Linked DNA regions of Homo sapiens: region 2 is linked to region 1. A link is a loop called in an ENCODE intact Hi-C map of the cell type or tissue named here. Cell type or tissue: mammary epithelial cell. All regions are shown on one strand. Links, peaks and the distances in the headings refer to the core of each region. The heading gives the core; the rest is flanking DNA. Region 1 holds the start of ETS1 (ETS proto-oncogene 1, transcription factor). Region 2 overlaps FLI1 (Fli-1 proto-oncogene, ETS transcription factor).

The links. Peaks named below come from ENCODE experiments on the same cell type or tissue, not always from the same donor. Only the 100,000 strongest peaks of a DNase experiment are listed, where the experiment ranks them.
Region 2: it touches region 1 in a loop (10-fold over the local background); 3 of 110 quality-filtered maps call a loop at or near these places.

Annotation. Positions count from the first base shown.
Region 1 is chr11:128,582,712-128,591,051 of GRCh38, reverse strand. ETS1 (ETS proto-oncogene 1, transcription factor) reads left to right here and starts at 3,494. Exons shown (of 10, transcript NM_001143820.2): 1 at 3,494-3,564. LOC105369565 (a long non-coding RNA gene) reads right to left here. Exons shown (of 5, transcript XR_948163.3): 3 at 7,845-8,055; 4 at 4,092-4,712; 5 at 1,393-2,031. RefSeq lists a silencer at 3,335-3,541 and enhancers at 7,220-7,936, 7,937-8,340. In mammary epithelial cell, for the core only: no CTCF peak of the experiment used is centred there; no DNase peak of the experiment used is centred there; H3K4me3 peaks cover 251 bases.
Region 2 is chr11:128,811,194-128,819,533 of GRCh38, reverse strand. FLI1 (Fli-1 proto-oncogene, ETS transcription factor) reads right to left here. Exons shown (of 9, transcript NM_002017.5): 9 at 6,267-8,340. Among named protein-coding and RNA genes, the nearest start is that of KCNJ1, 52 kb to the left of the region's middle. RefSeq lists enhancers at 1-172, 3,959-4,068. In mammary epithelial cell, for the core only: no CTCF peak of the experiment used is centred there; a DNase peak (open chromatin) is centred at 4,053.

The sequences.
Region 1 (8,340 bases), core at 53-8,052:
AGGTGAGGCTACAGAGATACTCCTTCAAAGAAGCAAACAACTCATTTTGCATATCCCTTTTACATGGGATCAAAAGGTACCCATGTCCCTGGATCACTGAGTTTTAATTTTTTCCTTGAGAATCATAATGGTCATATTGCCCTATCAATTGAGGTCTTTCCTCATAGAGCTATCTATGGACATGGGAAAGAAAAGCATTGCTTCTACTGTTTACACAGTCATCTAATCGCATGGTGATTTCAGCAACCCTGTGAAGTTGGGCTGGTATTACTACACCCTCTTCAAGAGCCGGCATAAGGGAGGGGCTGGGGAGCCACCACCGTGCAGTGGAGGGATCCTCCAGGGATTTCATACCTTCTTCTTCTAGAGCATCATTTTCTTTTGTCCTATATTATCCATGTGGATCAGAAAGCATTCCTTCTGCGGAAGCCTACTGACTTCTAATGCTATATATATATTTTTTTTTTCCCTCGGGACAACATATTCTTTTATTGTGGTAGAATACATGTAACGTAAAATTTACCATCTGAACAATTTTTAAGTGTACAATTCAGGGGCATTAAGTACAGTCACATGTTGTGCAACCATCACCCACATCCATCTCCATTCCTTTTTTATCATCCCCAACCGAAGCTCTGTCCCCATTAAACACGAATTCCCCATTCTCCTTTCTCCAACCTGTGTTAACTTCTATCCCTTTTTCTGTCTCTATAAATTTTACTATTCTAGGTACTTCATACAGGTAGAATTACACAATATTTGTCTTTTCTGTATTTGGTTTATTTCATTTAGCATAATGTCCTCAAGGTTCATCATACTGTAGCATGTATTGGAATTTCATTCTTTTTCAAGGCTGAATAATGTTCCATTTTCTGTACATACCACATTTTGCTTATCCATTTATCTGTGGATAAATAGTTGGGGTGTTTCTACCTTTTGGCTATTGTGAATAACGCTGTTATGAACAATATTGTGCAGACATCTTTTTGAGTTCTTCTTTCAATGCTTGTGGCTATATATGTAGAGGTTGAATTGCTAGATCAAATGGTAATTTTATATTTAATTGTTTTGAGGAACTACCACACTGTTTTCTACAGTGGCTGCACCATTTGACATTCTCAGCAGCAACACACCCTTATTCCTATTTCTCCTTATTCTTGCCATTATTTTCTGTTTCTTTGATAATAGGAACCCCAATAGATGTGAAGAGGTACCTCACTGTGGTTCGAATGTGCATTTCTCTGATGATTAATGATGTTGCCCTTCTTTTCGTGTGTTTATTGGCCATTTCTGCATCTTTGGAGAAATGTCTACTCATGTCTTTTGTCCACTTTTAGATCAGGTTATTTGTTGTTGTTGCTGTTGAGTTGTAGGAGTTCTTTATATATTTTGAGTATTAAGTCCTTATTAGATATGTGATTTGCAATTTTTTTTCTCATTCTGTGGACTTCCCTTTCACTGTCTTAATAGTGCCCCTTGATGTACAACATTTTAAAACTTTGATAAAGTCCAACTTATCTATTTTTTCTTTTGTTGCCCAAGTTTTTTTTCCTGGGATAAGCTGTCATATCCCAGGAAATCATTGCTAAATCCAATGTCATGAAGTTTTCTTCTTTGATTTTTTCTAAGAATTTTATAATTTTCATTCTTATGTTCAGATCTTTGATAGATTTTTGTTAATTTTTGAGTATGGTGTAAGGTAGGAGTCCAATGTCATGCTCTTATATGTGGATACCCATCTAATGTTATATTTTTGAAAATACTGTTTAAAACAAAACTTACTGTTTTCCTGGGCATTCTCTAGGCAATTTATGACAGTGGTGGCTTATTTTGCACTATTAAGATTTCTAGTTTATGTTCTTCCACACCGTAAAAGGCCGTGTCAGAGGAGGGAGCTAAGGTCCTGAAGAGTTGCTTTCTATATAAACTCAGCATAGACAACTCCAGACTTCAGAACCCCTTGACAGCCACACTGTACACCCTTATAGAGCAAGAATCCAAGTCTTCTCAACTTTGTTTTTTTCAATTATCCTGCAAACATAGTGAATACAGTTGTAATTAGTTATGATTGGTATAATTGACCGTGGGCTCTTTAAATGGGGCAGTGTGCTGAAATTGACTGGGTTACAGGGGCAGGCTGAAGCTTCCCTAGCTCTCTTCATAGACTTCTTTTGTAGCATGTATTACATTTTTGGGGGGAGATCGTTGATTTATGTGTCTGTCTCCTCACTACAATGCAAACTTGCTATCTTTCTAGTGCCTAGAACAGTGCCTGGCACAGGCAATTTATTAAACTAAAGTGAACCAATAGCATTACCTCTTCCTTACTTCCAAGTTAATGTGCAAAGGCAGAAGATGAGCAGTAAAATCTTGCTTTACTTACAATGTCATCTTAACTGCATTGCCAGCTTTATACAATGAAGGCTGATGATGATATGGCTCCAAATGACAGTTATTAGATTTTCAAGGATTTTCTAAGTTTGTATCTTTATTAAAAAGAGAAAGAAGCCAACTATGACAAATCTTAACTCCCACCTCCTACTCAAAGAAGATGGAATCTTTTAGGATAAAAGTCTTAGATTAAGCAGCCAAATACTGACTTCTCAAAAAAAATTGTAATAACTCCATTCATAGAAATGAGATTATGCTGTAACATTCTTACCATAGTCCTGAATATGTGAATAAAAGATGCTGTGTATTTTCACTTAGGACAGATGTAAGATTTTCATATTGTTTACATTTTCCCTAAATGAGAAATGTATGAACACTTCTGCCCTTTTATTCCTGCACCACGGACCATGAGTCAGGGCTGCTAAAAGTATCCTTATTTTAGAGATTGCCTAAAACCAGACTTATATGAAAAGGGGATTTTTAGCTTTACTTTTCAGAAATCCCAAGTCCATATCCAGTCAGCTCTCTTCCACAAAATTATTTTCTTTTCTTTAGAAAATATCACATTTCATATCAAGTTATTAGAGAGAAACGGGAAGCCTGAGCAGGTGACTGGGTGGTGGACGTCCTGTGTTTCTAAAGCAATCCCTTTCCCTCACCTGAGACCTTGCCTAGGTTAATGGGGGCTCCATTGAGAAAGTCAAGGAACATGAAGCATGAATATTTACATATTCAGCAGAGAGTAAATGCATCAGCAAATGATGAGGTGAGATACAGTGTTATCCCACTGAACTAGTTCCCTTTTGCTCATCTCCCTCCCTGTTACTCTCCAAGGCTGAGTTATATTCAGCTGAAGCACAATTTGAAGAATACGAAATAATGTGTGATTTGGTGCCACCACTGTCAATCAACAGTGCTTTCCACCTAGACTGCTGTGCCTGTGCCAGTGGCTGCTGTCCTGGTGCCAGGGGCAAGAGGAAGACTGCCTTTTTTCCAGCTTTCCCTGGCTTGACCACACCCCCCAATTTAAGGAGGCAGCTCTATTAGAAACATTATGGTCTTTGCATCCTCTTAAGCTACGGAGCAGAGGATTCCCGCAGGTAGTTGGAAAGAGACCACAGACTTTGAGGGAAGCTCACTCAGGATCTGCTCTCCGGCAAAGTAGTAAGTGAGGTGTGTGTCAGTTTCTGCCTAAAACTTTTCAGTCCATTTTCCTTTTCCTGCTTTAAAAAAATTTCTGTGGAATTAAAGAGTAAGTCGGTAGGGAGATTCAGGATACAAGTGAGTTTTCTCTTTCTCTTTTCACGTCTTTCTATATTCCCATTTAATTGTTTAACAATTTTCAAAAATACTTCCTAACCTCGTCAGAATAGTCTGAAAGCAAGACTATGTTTTTAAAAATGTTCCCTGCTTCACAAAAGTAAAACCATGCACGTTTTAGATACCCGTAGATTACTTGTCAGAAACCCTGATTTTTTTTTTTTTTTTTTGCAAATTGGAGCACTTCCAAAGAAATAAAGCTGTAGTTAAATATATAAATTTCTTTTTATTCTCTTTCACTCCTAGTAAATCTATTGTTTTACTTTTTTCTCCTGCTAGTAGTTTAATGAATTGCTTTTAATAGAGAGGAAATTGCTACAGGTTTGAATCTTGCTAGCCAAACTAGCCTGTTTGGTGTTTTTCTCTGTCTTGGGACTGACCTGCAGTTGTCCAAAGATCTACAAGTTCCTAAGTCTGTTGTTGAGACATGGTGTGGGTGTGGGCCGCGGTTGTCTCAGAGTTAGGGAGGTATTTCTTGTCCCCACGGTAGAGCTGGACTCAGTGGCAGGAGATGTCGATGGCAATTCCTCTGCATCCGGTGATTTTATCTGGCCGTGACACTTTGTATGTGACTCCTCACCCACCGTTAAAGGTCTCTGTTACCAACTTTTAAAGTAGTATTTTCTTCAGGCAAACTTAAAAGGGTGCTGGGTCACTGAAATCAATGCATTCTATTGCAGGATTTCTTTATCACCTTTTGGGTAAGTTTTTGTTTTTAATCTCAAGTCCATTTTCCTTCTTACTTTAGACCACTGCCATGCAACTGAGAAAAAAGTATTTGTTAAACAGCAGGAAATACCAATTCTAAAATGATAACTCCATCAGCTCCATTTGATTTGTAAAATTACTGATACTATAACTCTTTCATCAGTTGTGGTTTTGGGTTTGGTGGCCTATTTTTATCCAAAGAGAAAACGCTTTTTCTTCAGGGGCCGTGGGCTGTGCACAAGGGCTGCAGGGTGGCCACTGCTGCTGTTGAGAGTCTTGCTCACCTGTTGTTCCTGAATGGAGGGAAGGGAGAGCTAATGGGTTAATGTCTGCAAAGTGCTTTGAAGATGAAAAGGTCTTTTCATGTGTTCAGTAGTGCAGTTATTAATATTAATATTTGAAGAAGCATGCTGCTTCTAATTGTAAATCAACTACTTCCATCCTTGCCAACTCAATAGTGAAATAACAAACAGTTCAGGCATCCATGCAGCCTCTTCCGTCCTGGTTCCGCTGCTGAGGATGTGGGAAGCCAAGCCGAGAGCCTAATTATGGAGGGGGCATCTTTGCCCGGCAGGCTCCTTACACGGAGGTGCTAGTTGCTGGCTGTGAAAGGATGTCCTGAGGCAGAGCCTGGGGGAAGCTGGTAGAGGGGTGGGATCCTTTGGCATCTGGCAGTCTGTGGCCAGAGCACCGACTTGGGCCAGTGGCCGGTCCCGGACGATAATGGAGTTCAAAGGCAAGTGGGGTCAGAACTTGAACCAGCGCTGGGTCGGAGAAGGGAAAGTGGCTGTGCACTTGGATTATGTCAGTGATTAGCTTTGTAACAGAGAACAGGGATTGAACGTGTCTGTGCCTTCTTCCCTTCATCTCTAAAAGGTGAGCAATCATTTGCGCCCCGCCTGGTTTACAAATATGAGAGAATAGAAGTAAACAGCATAGGGCTATGAAAAATCAGAGTGCCAGTGAGGTCAAGGACTGTCTGAAGTAATACTTCAACAAACTGGGTGTGTGGGTGCAGGTCCTCTCACCTAGGGGAGGGTGAGGCAGAAGGCAAAACACTGCAAACAAATAATCAACAGATTTCTCTCTTTGATTGCACTGGTGAATTTCTTACTGATAACTGAGGTTCTGATGTACCTTGTGATTTTAATTATTGGTGAATAGATCTGTTTTCCATAGTGACTATCATTTTCTAATTACCAGTTCAAAATTCCCAACTGTTCACATCAAACAGCAGAAGGGAATGATTACGTCCCACGAGCTGGGACCCTTCCTTCCTTCCTTGCTTCCTTCCTTCCTTGCTTCCTTCCTTCCTTCTTCCCTCCCTTCCCTCCCTTTCTATCTTTCTTTTCTTTTCCTTCTTTCTTTCCTCCCTCCCTCCTTTCTTTTTCTTTCTTTCTTTCTTTCTTTCTTTCTTTCTTTCTTTCTTTCTTTCTTTCCTTCCTTCTTTCTTTCTTTCTTTCTCTTTCTTTCTTTCTTTCTTTCTTTCTTTCTTTTCTTTCTTTCTTCTTTCTTTCCTTCCTTCCTTCCTTTCTTTCTTTCCTTTCTTTCTTTCTCTTTCTTTCTTTCTTTCTTTCTTTCTTTCTTTCTTTCTTTCTTTTCTTTCTTTCTTCTTTCTTTCCTTTCTTTCCTTCCTTCCTTCCTTTCTTTCTTTCTTTCTTTCTTTCTTTCTTTCTTTCTTTCTTTCTTTCTTTTCTCTTTTTTCTTCCTCTTTCTTTCTTTTCTCTCCCCTCCTTTCTTCTTCTTCTCTCTCTCCCTCTTCCCTCCTCCTTCCCTTTCCTCCCTTTCTTTCTTCATTATGGAAATGATAAAGTATTTAGCATTTGAGCAAAATTAATGTGGTATGCAGCAATTTAGTGGCATTTCAGGCAAATCTTTTAAGTTTCTTCAATCCTGGGAAAAATTAGATGTGAAGACATAACTTACTTTTTGCTTCCTCATCTCCTTTATCCCTGCTGTACTGAAAGTATAGCTTATTGAACTCCACCTTTTAATGTAGATGATTTTCTAGTTATCATATCCATTCTTCTTCATTTCACCTAAGGAGGAATACTCAGCCCTAACGTTTACTGAGCACTTGGTATGTTCCAACATCCTTGCTAGGTGCTTTGCAGGGACTGCTTCATTTAATCTACAATGAAGTTTTGAGGTGGGCACTCCACTCTCGTCATCCCCATTTACCAGGTGGGGACTCTGAGGCTCAGTCATATGACCGTGTTAACTCATGGTGGACCCTGATTAGAGCCAATGGAATGTGAACCCAGAGCTTGTGATTGGAACTGCATGTCATAGGAATCTAAGTAACTCTAAGACATTTACACAAATTTAGGATAGATTTTTCTGCTTAGACTGATTTGCTTATCTAGGAGAACACTGGATTAAGCCTGTTTTCTGAAGTGGTATCTGTGGATTACTTATTCATTGTTATGAAGATACTGACTTTGAAGAAAGACTACCCAGGCCTAGTTTCCTGGGTAAGTAAGTCAGTCCCTTCCCTGACAAATATCAGTTTTATTTCTACTCCATGCCCAGCCTTGTGCTGGAGACCATACCAAACACAGAAGAAACAATATGTAAACTCCATTTTTAAAATTAACACAATAATCTTTACTAGAAAAGAGGATAAAAATGAAAGACAATATAATTATTAAGTAGTGTAGTATAACCTATACATGCTTTGGGAGTTCAGGTAGAAAAAAATGGTATCTAGAGCAGTGAGGGAAGGATGTTTCTGATCTGCCTTTTTTTCAAAAGAGGATAGATTTCATATTCCAGTAATCAAGTGTTGGAGCTGCCTTCAGAACTTAGAGGGAACAGGCTGGGTAGTACTTACTAGCATGAGAGTAAGCAACAAACATTTAGTGCAAATGTCAGGAAAATATTCTCAATGGGGAGGAAAAAATATATAAATTTTCAAGAGATGTGGAAAGGTAGAAAACTCCAGAATTTTGGTCTTTTTAGAGATTTAAAAGAGATTTAGTCTTTTTAGAGACTTAAAAAAAACTTTTCACTTTGAAATAATTCCAGATGCATAAAAGTTTGCAAAACAATGTACAAAAAGTTTCCAAAACATGTGAGTCTTTTACAATTGTAAAAAAAAACATATAATGCAAATAACTCTTTTAAATTATCTCTTGGCACCTCTTGTAATCCTTAATCCAAATGACTTCTGTTGATGGGAGAAAGCACCATTGCCAGTTTCTTGATAAAAGGGACCAAATAACTAGAACCATGTCTTCTTAGGAAAAGCAAGAAGTCTTGGCAGATGTGCATCTGGCATATGGCTCCTGAGACACTGACAGGTCCTGAGCTACTCAATTCTCCCCAGCCGGGTTTGTATTGCACCTGAGGTTACCAGCATCTGCTCAGCCTTGGCACAGAAGTCTTGCCTGTTCCTCCTTGGGCTCTGCCTCCTAAACACCTACCTTGTTATAATCACTCATGAGTTCAACCAAGTTAGTCCAGCGCTGCCTTGCTACTCACAGTGAAGTCCTCTGACCTGCGGCATCAGCACCACGTGGGAGCTTGTTAGAAATGTGGAATGTCTGGCCAGACCTCAGACCTACTGCAGCAGACTGCATTGTAACAGGATCCCCGGGTGATTCATATGCACATTACAGTTTGGGAGGCACTGCTCTAAAGAAAAAGCAAAAACAAATGAAAAAGCAAAAATGAAAAAAATGAACAAACAAGAAATCTTGCACTATTTTCCGCAGTGCTTTACTACTTCCTTATATTTGTATCTAGTTGCTAAAGCGTAAGTCCACAAAAGATCGACATTATATCAAAAAGATGTTGGTTTAACTCAGGAAGCTGCAATATTTCACCATTTGTGCTATGCAATCTTTCAATGAGTTAGTTCTCCACTGTAAGAAAAATGCTTACTTCTTGGTTTTATGCATAACAATGGTACAAACAGAC
Region 2 (8,340 bases), core at 53-8,052, 230 kb before region 1:
CAGCACAGCAAGGCAGGTGTCAGGGGGTAGTGATATCAGAGCCTGAACGGGGTGAGAAGGGCTTCCGTGTGGCGCGTCCTGATGGGAAGTGTTAGTGCCCAAGTGGAGTAAAGAGAGCATGGGACGCAGGGCGTGCAGCCTGTCCTGGCTGTCAGGGCTACAGCTGGTTGAGGAGGGTTTGCCTGTGGAGGCGTTGCCTGGGTTGGGGCATCAGAGCTTGAACAGGGTGAGAACAACATCCACACAGAGGCACTGCCTGGGGTGGGGTGAGGAGGGTGCCCATGCAGTGGGGTGGCCTGGATGGGAGTTTAGGGCCAATGCAGGGAGATGAACACGTTGCATGGAGGTGAGGGGTGCAGCAGAGATGGAAGACCGGGTGCATGCAGAAGGATTGACAAGGAAGGGCTTATAGGATGTCTAATGGAAACCATTCTTTTCACTGTCAAATAAAGGAATTACAGACACAAAAGGGGAATCAACATCCAGTGTTGGATTAGAAATGAATGCTTCTGAGTGAACTCAGGGTTTCAATATAGATAGGTAGTAGAAATAAATACAGAAATAGATGTATATGCATAGTCATATAGATAGCAGAAATAAATATAGATATAAATGTATAAGCATATACAGTCATGCACTGCATAAAGATGTTTAGGTCCGTGAAAGACCCCATATGCAATGGTGGTGCCACAAGGCTATAAAGGAGGTGAAGAATTCCCATCACCCAGTGACATCGGTGCTCATGCCCTGTGGAAGTGCAATGCAATCTTCATGTCTGTGGTGACGCTGATGTGAACAAACCTACTTCCCTGACGGTCTATGAAAGTCTAGCAGGTGTAGAGTACGTAATTCTTGATAATGATAGTAAACAACTATGTTACTGTTTATGTATCATTACTTTAAAATGATAGATTTTTATCATTATTTTAGAATGATAGATTTTAGATATACGTAGATAATGCCTACTTACATGTTTAGAAAGTTAACTGTAAAACAGCCTCAGGCAGGATATAGGCTAAATATGAATTCATGTCTTCATTTCTAACAAAAATTTCAAGGAGTAAAACGAAATATTTTTTTAAATAAAAACAGTGTATAGAATAAGGATATGAAGATATTTTTATACTGTACAATGTGTTTGTGTTTTAAGTTAAATGTTATTACCAAAGAGTAAAAGAGTTAAAAAATTTAGAACTTTATAAAGAATTACGGTAAGCTAAGGTTAATTTATTATTGAAGAAAGGAAAAGGTTTTGTAGATTTAGCGTAGCCTGAGTGTACAATGTTGACAGAGTCTGCAGTGGTGTGCAGTTATGTCCTAGGCCTTCACATTCACTCACCACTCACTCACTGACTCACCTAGATTAATTTGCAGTCCTGCAAGCTCCATTCATGGTAAGTGCCCTATACAGGTGTACCATTTTTTAACTTTTATCCTCATATTTTTACTGTACCTTTTCCATGTTTAGATACACAAATACTTCCCATTGTATTACAGTCACCTACAGTATTCAGTAGAGTAACATGCCGTGCATGTTTGTAGCCTCGGAGCAATAGGCTGTACCATGTAGCCTAGGTGTGTCATAGGCTGTTCTATCTAGGTGTGTGAAGTACACTCTATGATATTCACAACTGTAAAATCACCTAAGGACACATTTTCCAGAATGTATCCCCGTTATTAAGGAAGGCATGACTGTATATGTATGTATGTACGTGAGTGCATATAGTCACATACATACATACATAATATATGTGTATGTATGTATCTACGTCTATTGCCTGGCTCTGTACACTGAGGGAGCCTGGGAGCAGGGACACCCCATTAGCAATTGGCACATCTATCCCCCAGGTATTGGGTTCTAAATAGCATTTTCCACTAAAAAGAACTAGGAATCCATGAGGAGATGACTAATTCCAGGGCTAGGGCAGAAACTCCAAAATAAGTTGTTGTGCGAGAAAGTAAGGAAGCACTTAAAGACTGATGGGAACATGTCAAAGGAGACAGAAGCCAGCGTGAATATCCTTCCATTGGGACAATGTAATCATTAAAGAACAGATCATATCCACTCAATAAAATAGAGAGCCATGAGTCTTAGAGATATAAATAAATGAATGAATACTTTGCAATTTGATGTTGAATGGGATATTTACATATTTTGAAAGTAAACCTCCGCAAAATACTTATTAATTACAAAGGGTAAAGGAATAACTTTTCAAAGGAGAAGGCTGGGAGGCACCACCTTAAACAAAGAGTGAACTTCATCAATAACGGGATACGTTGAAATGATGTACCATGCAATGGAATACAGGAGAGGAAGGCAGCATGACTTCTGCGATGGTCCTCTCAGAAAAGCCTTGGCTCAATCCAATCGCGAAGAGATACCAGCAATCCCAAATTGGGGAACATTCTACAGAATACCTGACCTGTCATATTCAAAATTGTCACAGACCTGAAAGACCGAGGGAGACTAATGGTAGATGACAGCTATACACAATCAGTGTTTTAGAATGGGAACCTTTTGCTCCAAAAGACTGCAGTGGTGACAATCAGCCAACAGTGCATGGTGCCTCGGGATTACATAGGAGTAATCCGCTTGCATTAGTTATTCGATTCTCTTGATTATACTGGACTATGTAGGAAAAGGTTGTTGTTTAAATGAAATATACCCTTAAGCATTTGGGGTTGATGAAGCATGGTTGGCAAATTTCTCTTAAATGATTCACTAAAAATTGTTCGTCGTACTGTTCTAACTTTTCTGGAAGTTTGTGACTATTTCAAGATTTTACAGTTTTTTAAAAAATCACAATGTATATTCACAATACAGAATAGAATAGAATAGAATAGTGTGGCTTCACTCTATCTTAGATCAGAGAGGAACAGAGACCTGTACAGAGTTTTGAAGGTAAAGAGGAGTTGCCTCTCGATGAAGACAGTAAGACCTTGGCAATAATACCTAGGAAATCTTGCAGTTTCCTAGTTCTTTTCAACATACAGAGCATTTTTATGTACACTATCTTACTTAACTCCAGTGATACTCTTGTACAGTTATTAAATCATCCTCATTTTATAGATGGAAAAATCAAGCTCCGAGCTTGCCGGGCATAAAATCCCAGCTCCCAACCTCTATTTCTTAGCCGATTGAAAAATCCCATCCAACATTGCTGTGAAAGCACATTTTTAGCATTCCTTTATAAAATCTCATTTTATTTGCAACATCCTGCAGCTTGGCCACACGCTCCCCTGGCTTTAGGTGCACACATAGAGCCAAGGAAGGGCAAAAGCCCAAGTGGGGCACTGGGAGGGCCGTGGATGGGGAAAATGCAAAGACTCTCTGGAAAACCCAACTTATTTCTACTTTGCACCCATTTGGAAAATGTCTTTCTGACCACAAAACAAAAATGACCCTGCACTGAACTCCCCAAACAGGGTGCCCACCAGCTACCAAGGACTTAATGAATGTTCTTGAAAAATACTAGCCAATACTAGCAGACAACGATGATTATCCATAAACCTCCTGTACAGCAGTCTACAATGGGTTTTCCACACTGTCGTCCGATGCCTCACAGAAACTCATGCAGGAGGTATAACTCAGGTCCTAGTTAATCGATGAAGACAAGTTACCCAGTAGGTGGAAGGGCCAGCATTTGAACCCAGGGTTTCTGGCATTGTATTCATTTTCATTTGTCTACTCAAATTGCCTCTTTCCTCCCACTAAGAAAACATATGAGTTAACTCAGTTAAAATGCAGAAGGTTAATCTAGCAGTTGTAGGTGAGTGAGTGGTCTCACTGGAAATTTTTCCTGTCTCCCTCTAGAGCTTTTAAGCTGAGTGTAAATTGACTATGTGCTTAGGGATTTACCAGCTCGGACAGACTGAAACAATTAGACAGGAGGCCGCATCAGACTGAGAGAGAGAGACAGATCCCAGGCTTGTGGGCCCACATTCCTTTTAAAACTTCCCTCCCTATCCTTTCTCAACTGGCTGAAACCCTGGAGGTTTGACTGGCTAACCCACTTCCTCTCACAAGTGTCCATCCCCCGGGGGAGCCTGGGATTTGTAGTTTTGGTATCAGCCTGCCTTTCATAATCCCTTAGCGGGACTCCCTGGCTGAGGGCGTGTAGTGTCAGTTTCAGTAGCTTTCTACGTGATGAAATGCCCAATGTGCTTTCTGCAAAACCTGCATTCCTTCCTGAATAACAGCAAAGCTTCTGTATGCTCACCAGAACCCAGTCACTCCCCTGGCCCCCATCCCGGCTCTTATTACCTCTCCCATCCCTGCCCCCACTGATACAAAGCATCCTCTTACCTCGACCCCCTGAGGGCCTTCTGGACACAAGCTCAGTGGTGCTGTTGATGGTGGAGGAACTTCTGAGCAAGGTGTGGGAGTGGGGCTGGGCAGCAGACAGCCATGCTTAAGGGTTGCTTCCCCCAAGCACATTCCCCCAAAGGACACCTTTTCAAGAGTTTTTAAGGCAACAGGTTTACATGATGCTTGTAATGAACAGATATTAGAGGAAATACGGTAAGAATCCAAGTCCACAGAAACCACCTCTCACATGAAGTACTGCATTTTGTTCAGGTTTTTATTTATCCACTAAGCATTGCCTTGGGTTGGCAGTAACTTGGCTTGGGGTGGACAGATGCTGCTTTCCTCCCTTGTGTTCTAGAACCTCCTGATCTCATTTGGTCTAAACTAGCAAACCTTATCTGAGAACCTCTTAATCCATTTCCCTTTGTGTATGTTCATCGCTCACTTGCATGCAGATGTTATTGGTTAAGTAAAATAACAATCTTTTTAAGTGTCATTACATTTTCTAGTGGCTGTTGACTATTAAAAATGTTTTAAAATAACAGATATTGAAAATAGGCCCAGTGTGGTGGCTCACGCCAGTAATCCCAACACTTTGGGAGGTTGAGGTGGAAGGATTGCTTGAAGCCAGGAGTTTGAGACCTGCCTGGGCAACATAGAGATACCCTATCTCCAGAAATAAAATAAAATAAAATAAAATAAAATAAAATAAAATAAAATAAAATAAAATAGAACTTCCTTTGTGTGGGACTCAACAACATTTTTCGACACTGAAAAAAGATGACCTCTGCTATAGACTGACTGTGTCTGTCCCTTCTCCCAAATTCATATGCTGAAACCTAATCCCCAATGTGAAGGTATTTGGAGGTGATTAGGGCATGAGGGTGGAGCACTCAAGAGTGGGATTAATTCCCTTATGAAAGAGACCCCAGAGCATTCCCTTGCTCCTTACACCATATCAGCACACAGTGAGAAGGTTCCCTCTATAAACCAAGGCAAGGGCCCTCACCAGACACTGAATCTGCTGGCACCTTGATCTTGGACTTCCCAGCCTCCAGAACTGTGAGAAATAAAGTCCTGTTTTTATGAGCCACCCAGTCTATGGTAGTTTGTTATAGCAGACCAAATGGACTAAGACGACCTCCTGCTAAAGGACTGTTGGTCAGTGTCCCAAACTGTGGGGAGGAACAGCTTCCATGAGAACCACTTGCAGGCCTGCATGCCCGCTTTGCTTGGCTGGCACTGTTTGTTAGATGGCAGAAACCTCATGGCACAGGCACAGAATGATCCAGCAGGGAAAAGACTGGACTAGCAGACAGGAGGGCAAAGATTCTGTTTGTCCTCTGGGACTAGTCCGCTGCATGCCCTGGAGCCAGCTAGCAAACGTTCAATCTGGGCATTGCAGGGGAATAAATGCCAGTGCCCCCTCTGTACAAATGCTTATGAGGAGAAAATGGTGCCCCAGTCCTGTCAGCCAGTGGGCCAGCTTCTGAGGCATAGGACAAATCACTGTGGAACATATTCAGGGGGCGAGATTTGGCTAAAGCTCTATGACTGTGTAGAGAAGATGAGCCTGAGCCAGTGTTTGAGTAGGACACATAAAGAAAACCTTTAAAAGAATGAACTAATGGGCTGAGCATCTTCTTACAGCACTCAGAAATATATGCCTCCATTTTCCCTAATGAATACTTTGCAGATTTCAAAATTGATGGGGAAATTGCGTGGCTAAGATGGAGATCTGCCAAAGAATTCAGCTAGTTTGTTCTTAAACATACCTGGCCTTCATCATTCCTCTTTCTATGCTTGGGCCACTAATACCAAGTTTTAATTTTCTCCTTTCTTGGAAGTCACTAGAAATCCAGTACATGCATACACTTTTTTCACTAAAGACCAACATCTTTGTTTTGAGAGTTAATAGCAGAGGATATTCAATATAGAGAAAATAGGAGGAAAAGAGTAGAATTTCAGTTTCAATTTATTTTTATATCACCATTTAAAATGTTCTATTTTGTATTTGTTTTCTAATATGAAGAATAATGTAACAGTTTGTATATATGATTTATAAATCAATGTGCATATGTTGAGAATATGTGCTTTACACATCTTTTTAAATGGCAGGGTGCAAGATTAAAAAAAAACTGGAGACAAATGTTCCGAAACACATCCCATTTCATTTAGGTAGACATGTTGTCTAGAAGGTACTTAGTGTTACCCTAAGAAGGTTCTAGGGTTACCAATGCTGTGAGTCTAATTCCTTGCAAATCAAGGACTTCCCAGGTCTCACTCTTTTCATTGTAAAATAGAGAAAATGAAAATAAGCTACCTAACAGTGAAGGAACTGGAGGCAAGTTTCTTCCTTGGGAAGAAAAATGACCTTAAAAATCTGCATGAGCCATAAAGTCCTGGTCTGAGACCTGAAGGAAGCAGGGCGCTTATTCTTTGCTGGAGTGGCAGAAGGTGGCCGTCTGGGTCTGAAGTGCCCAGGGGAGGCTGCAGAGTTAAATCTCACAGACCAGTCTGGATAGACCAGCTCGCTTTGCTCCAGTCCTTACATACAGGTTTATCCATGGCCTTAGCTGCTGTTTTATAAAACCCTTTTAGGCTGGAGGAAGATTTAAATAACACACACAAAAACACTACAAACATCATCAACAACAATGAAAAACCACACTGATTTTTTACCTTCTGCTGTACTGCAGTAGGTACATTCGAAAAATTCTTGATAGTGCAAGAAGTAAATAGGAAAGTTCCCCAGGGAAAACCCTTTGACCTAACGGGGGCGGTAAATAAGAAAACTGTCCTCAGCACTGAGAGAAGGAACCATTTATTTAGTCAAATTATTTTACAACATGGTCTTCTTTGACAGTTGTCAGCTTAACACTTAATATAGTTAAAAAAGTCAACAATTACCTGCAAAATTATATATATTTTAATGTCTAAAAATATGTTGCTTATATAGAGCAGGAAAATCCCTCCTCTCCACAAGGGAAAGTTTCGTTGTTTTTCCCAGAGCTGTGATTATTGCAGTACTGTTACACGCATTTCCAAAGCATTAAAGATCTAAATGGATTATCTTTTCCCTGCTTGTGTATGCCTGTTAAATAACTGTACCAGTGCTTTGCTTTCTCATAAGTCAGTGACTTAAACAGCCCTGTTTCCTTTTCAGCTATAGGCATATTATGCTTTTTAAAAACCAGCTATAAAAACATACAGACAGCCCAAATGTACAGATTGAAAAAAGATGTACAAATTACATTAAAAAAAATAACAGCGATTGATTCGATAGTAAAACTGCTTTTGTGACCGAGGTCAACTCGTTTATTTATTCTTAATTTTTAATTATTTATTTTTAATACTGTGAGATATAGGAAAATAACTCTGCATAATTTATACAGTAAGTTGCCTTCTGATTGGTTGGCCCTGGTCTGATGGTCTGACAAGCGCACAGCACTTGCGAATCTGCTTGAGTTTAGAAATCCCTACAACTTTTCCAAGTTCTGGGACCACTGTCATCATTTAAAAAAAAAAAAAAATTAGTAATTTAATTCCCCGTCTTTCAGGAATGTATGTATTTGCATTAAAATTTCTTAGTTCATATCTTGACTATTTCTAGAGAGAGTGGTCAGCTGAGTGCATACTGTCCACTGAGAGGGATTCTGCAATGCCCTTGGCGTCTTAAACACACAAACCTTCTTTCCATCAAATTCCAGTTGGGTGAAAACTTCACTGGCCTTACAATCAATGTTCCAGTTGCCATCCACTGAATTTGGTCCTCCTAAAATTAGATTATAAGCTTCCCACCTCTATTTGTCACTAAATCTCAAACCAGAACATGACGGGTTAAGTCCATGATTCTGTGTCATACTGAACCCCGTGTATTGACAAGAAACTGCTTTGGTCATAAAAACATAAAGAAAACGTACAGCTTCTTTCTCAGAACCATGACTTAACCATTCCAGTAATCTTAATATGCAACTCACAAGATGCTAGGAGACTGAGAATTCAAACTGGCATACTGGCCCATGGAATTA